Regions from separate parts of the Homo sapiens genome. Here region 1 is linked to region 2. A link is an interaction called in ENCODE POLR2A ChIA-PET data of the cell type or tissue named here. Cell type or tissue: OCI-LY7. All regions are shown on one strand. Region 1 overlaps BCR (BCR activator of RhoGEF and GTPase). Region 2 has its middle 67 kb from the start of IGLL5.

Region 1 (2,500 bases), 320 kb before region 2:
AAACCCCAGGTGCATTCTGAGCTGATAATGAAGTCACAGGGTGTGCAGGGACCCACGAGCAAGCCGAGCACGCAGGATGCCCTGGATGCTGCGGTCCACCTGGGACAGGGCTTCTCAGCCAGGTCACTGTTGACATTTTGGGCTACAGATTCTCTGAGCAGCTGTCCTGGGCACCTTAGGGTGCTGAGCAGCTGCCCTGGCCTCTACCTATAGGTACAGGAGCACGTCTGCCTTCCTGCTGTTTTGACAACCAAAATGTCTCCAGGCATTGCCAAGTGTCCCTTGTGAACAAAATCACGCCTGGCTGAGATCCTCTGACACAGAGGATCCTGTAAATGGAGGCCAACAGGAGCATGCTCCTAAACACACGTCACTGTTTTCTTGGGGCAATTAGACAGCATGCAGGGGGCTGCCAGTTCCGAAGAGCACCCATCTTTGGAGACGGCCAGGGCAGGCCCACCACTGCAGACTGACACTGGATTATACCTCCACCTGCCCTCTCCGGATCTGCAAGTGTACTTACTAAAAAATGAGGTGCTAAGATTCCCAGGGCAAAAGCAGGGCTTGTAAGTGAATAGCCTAGGCTGTTTTGATACAATTGTGTTGAAAGCATCACTGGAGAAGTGCAGAATAAAAGATCCCTGTGTGCCTAAAATCCTCTGGGAAGGAGCTGAGATTAATTCCTGGTACTAAGCTTCTGAACAAAAGCATAAACAGAGACAGAAGAGGTTCTGAGGTTGCTCTGCCAACCTCTTGTGCTGCAGGAAACATCTCAAGACCAGACGAAAGTGTTTTCCAGCTCACTGGGGCCAAACGCTGCCATGCACTTTGGTACCTTTCCTGAGAGTTTAACAGCCCTCGCAGTGACTGTTCTTCTGTATATCTGACTCAGCAGTTCCCAAAGGGTGTAAGGGGGTGGGAGAGCCAAACAAAAGACTGCAAAAACCAGGTGCTGGGCTCACAAGAGCCTGGGAGGCGGCCCACGTGTCCGTGGACAGTGTGATGCTTGGGAGTTATCTAGGAGCTCCAGGAAAACCTGCCTCAAGAAAACTTGTGAGTTTGGTTTAACCCTGCATTTCCCAAACTGGCCTGACTCCCAAAGCCCTTTTCATGTAATTCCTATTCCTACCGTCTGGAGAGCTGGTGTTCCATGGAACCAGATCTAACTGGATGCTGCCCATCTCTCAGGACTGTCCCAGGAGAAGACGGACACTACTCCACTCCTTCCTGTACTTGAGGGTGATCTTCGAACTCCCACGCCTGAGCACTGACCCCCCAACACCTCTGCAGGGCTTGCTGCTTTCTCTTCCTTGCGTTTGACTCTGCTTTCTTTGGGTGGCTCCAATTCCTCTGGGTCTTTTTTGAAACACAGAGAACCAAAGTGCATGTCGCCCTGATGGTGCAGGTGCCACAAACTTTCACGGTGGGTCGGTTTGCAGCTGGTCCTGAGCCCCATCCCACTCCCTGCATCTCAACCATGGCTCAGAATCCACTGGTGCATGGTTGGTGGCACCACGTGATCCCCAGGTGGCGTCCCATGGTGTTTCCTCCCTCCTCTGCAGAAACCTGTCTGGGTGGACTTGAACTTGCCCGCTTAACTGTAACCTGTTCTTAAAAGATCAGGTCCCTGATTTGTCAAGGTCACTTGAAATTCGATGCCACCATTCCAGCTGTGGGGGAGGAGGGTTGCTCATTTAATGAAAAAGGAAAAGAGAACAGATTGAATGGTCCAGAGGGAGGCTGGCAGTGGGGAGGGAGCTGGAGCCCCGGATACATGCAGAGCCTGTTACCAGCAGCACCTGGCGGAGCAGGGTGCCCCACAGACTCTGGAAGAACAGAGCGGCAGGTACTGTCACCACTGGAGACATCAGAGCGAAGCCCGTGATGCTCCATCCGGTGATAAACAATAAGACGGCACAAAGCCTCAGCAACAAAGCCCAGGGGTGACAGCTGAGGGTGTCCCAGCAAGGGTGACCGCATTCACTCCCTATTTCTAGTGCCCATGCCTCTTTCTAACCCTGCGGTTCTCACACGGAGGGCTTTCTGCTCAGAACCCTTGCTGGGTGGGGGAAAGCCAAGTCAGAAGGCAAAGCTACAGCGAGATGGGGGGCTCATGAAGAGGCAAGGGCCTCCAAAGAGGAAAATGTCGCAGAGTGACCACCAGGCAGACACAGGCTGGAGAAGGGCAGAAAGAACCCCAGTCTGGAGTGCAGACCCAGGGGTGTGGCTGGGTTCTGGTTCTGGCTGGGCCACCAGCCTTCTGAATGGCCCATTCATGGTCTCTGTTTCTGAATGACTCTTTCGAGGCCCTGGGCGCTAACACCACATGGTTTGAGGTTTCAGCTTCCTGGGGCTAAATGCAGGCAGGGAGTCAGCAGCCTCTCAGACCTGGGGCCTGGGTTAGTGCAGCTCCAACCTGTCGCTTTGCTCCCCACATGGGTCCACAGAGCACAGGTGCCATGAGCCCTCGCCCCACGGCGCTAGCCCCTCAATGCTTCCT
Region 2 (2,500 bases):
TGGGATTTGCTTGACTTTGCCACCAGATGTCGCTGTCTACTTGTACAGAAGCACGGGGAGGCGACTACAGCCTGCCCAGAACTGAGAATTAAGAAACAGGGTTGCAAAAAGCCCAGTGGTGTCCCGCAACTGGCTTGCACCAGCTCAGGAGAGCTGATGATTTAAGAGCATCTCTTCCCAACTCTGTGTTCAGTGGGGCACCTTGGTAGCTTGAAATCAGCCATGGTGGGATTATTTATACCATGGAAATGGGCAAATGCTACAAATTAGGACTCCCACCGCCCTTGCTACTCTGTTAGTTGTTAAACTTTTCCCAGCACACCAGTGGGCACAGTGACCATTTAATGACAAGGATTGGGAAACTAAGGCTCAGGCAGTTTATTGAATTAGTCACATAACTGGAAAAGAACTCTGTGTGTGAAGCGCTGTGTTAGAGAAAACAAGAGTGAACAAGTCCTTTTCGTCTGCCCAGTCACAGGAGGGAGACTCAATATCTAACTGCAGTGGAGGACTGCCCTGGTGTCTGGCCCACGCATGCTGCCTGCCTGGGTTAGTTGAGAGCTGTAAAGGAGGGTTGTAGTAAGAGCTGCGTGGTGCAAATGGAAAAGTCTGCTGATATCAAGTGTGGTAAAGAGTTAGAGAAACAGAACCCACACATTGCTAGTAGGGTGTAAATTCATCAGCCACATTAGAGGGCAGTAAAACTGAAAATGTGCATTCCTCCTGATCCAGCAGTCCTGCCTCTGGGTATTATCTGGAAGATCTTATTTGCTAATTCCTGCATTACTTGTGGTAGCAAAAAGCTGGAAACAGCCTAAATGCTGTTTAGTCGATATATATATATATATATAAATGTATCACTATATATGTGGTGGTACATATCTATAAAGAGCCTAAATGTGTAATATATAGATGTGCCACACTATCTATTTATAGTGTGTAGAAAGTATATATAGTATATATGTATATATAGTATATATATGTAGCGATACATATACATATATACACACACATATATATATGGCCTAAAAGCCTAATATATAAATGTACACTATATATATATATATATATATATATATATATATATATATATATATATATATGGCTTCTGTGCGGAATAAAAAGAAAGGACAGCAGGGAAACAGGAAAGCACCTTCTCGCCGCGGTGGCCTCGCAGCTTCCCCCAGGTGCTCTCTTTTGGCAAAGCCTAACATTGCAGCGGCGGGCAAAGGAGGGCGCTGTTTACCAGCCGGCTTCCTAGAGCTTGCGAGAAAGGGGCAATTTGCAGCTAGAACATTCCGCTGATAACTGGCAGAGTTCACCCGCTTTCCTACTTAGCTTCCGTATTTATCTTTCTACACACATTTGAACTTCTGAGGAACCAAAAAACAACTCTGTTTCCGTCTAATAAGAAGCAGTTATCCTTTATATGAACGAAATTCTCACCCTCTCCTCCAAGCGAGATGCAGGCTCCCAAGAGCCACTGCATCCACAGCTAACTATATTAGTTTATCTTCATCTTTAGTCACAATTTCACTGAATACTCTGCTAACAACTCATAATAAGAAAAGATAAATGGTTAATAACTCCAAATACATACATATACCACACATGACAAGCAAAGTAAAAAAATGTGCTTTTTTACTTGGTCATGAATAGAATTACCAGATAAAATATAGGATGTCCAAACAGTGAATGCATTTTTAAGCATAAATATGTCCCCAATATTGCATAGGACATACAAATAGTACTTTTAGTAATACTATTTGTTGTTTATCTGAAGTTACTATCTCACTGGACGTCTGTATTTTCGTTTACTAAACCTGGTAAACCCTAGTTATGAGCCACAGATGCTATCTGTGACTTCTTTTGTCCACTACCCATTTGATATTTCCCTGTTCCACAGCTAGAACCTCAGCTGGTTACAGATCTTTATCTGGTGGGAAGATCTAAACCTTCATTCTTGAAGGGTCTGAGTAGGCAGAAGTACTAAGATGATGAGTACTCGGGGTTCTAGGTGAAGTCCTTCTTGCCCCCACTATGTGACACAGCAGCCCAATTTCCCCTCGTTAGCACCAATCAGTCCTTCCAGTAAAGTTGCCCCCGTTTCTGACTGTTAGTTCCAACTCAATGGAGCCATTGTGGTGTCCCCTGGGAGAGGCATTATATTCTTGGGAACTAAGATCTTCAAAGCAGCAGAGCTCAAATGTTCGGATAGCAAGCAAACCTTATTTGAGCGTATTAGGAGGATTATTTGTGGAAGAAGCCACTCTCACTTCTATCCATCTATTCTCAGACCCATGTACTGTGGCTCCTGGGGAGACTGTGTGTATTAACCATGCTCTTTTATTTTCTGTTTTCTGATGATCTGACATCTGGGGCCTTGCTGACCCTGGGGCACTGCCCCTTGCAGGGTTAGCTAATTCTTAGAGATGGCAAACAGTGAGCCTTTCTTGTGCAAACCAACCAATCCAGAACCCATACCCTGAAGCACTTTTTT

The links. ChIA-PET counts read pairs that join two places held together with the same protein. Peaks named below come from ENCODE experiments on the same cell type or tissue, not always from the same donor. Only the 100,000 strongest peaks of a DNase experiment are listed, where the experiment ranks them.
Region 1: POLR2A ChIA-PET joins it to region 2 with 9 read pairs; 2 of 35 experiments call an interaction of 5 or more read pairs at or near these places.

What each region holds. Positions count from the first base shown.
Region 1 is chr22:23,268,930-23,271,429 of GRCh38, reverse strand. All of the region lies in intron 5 of BCR (BCR activator of RhoGEF and GTPase), which reads right to left. Among named protein-coding and RNA genes, the nearest start is that of LINC02556, 56 kb to the left of the region's middle. RefSeq lists a silencer at 2,220-2,269 and an enhancer at 1,644-2,314. In OCI-LY7, no CTCF peak of the experiment used is centred here; DNase peaks (open chromatin) are centred at 849, 1,469, 1,879 and 2,369; H3K4me3 peaks cover 2,500 bases; H3K27ac peaks cover 2,500 bases.
Region 2 is chr22:22,953,628-22,956,127 of GRCh38, reverse strand. No RefSeq gene overlaps it. Among named protein-coding and RNA genes, the nearest start is that of IGLL5, 67 kb to the right of the region's middle. RefSeq lists an enhancer at 1,267-1,416. In OCI-LY7, CTCF peaks have their summits at 26 (motif pointing right), 1,068 and 1,267; DNase peaks (open chromatin) are centred at 47 and 1,237.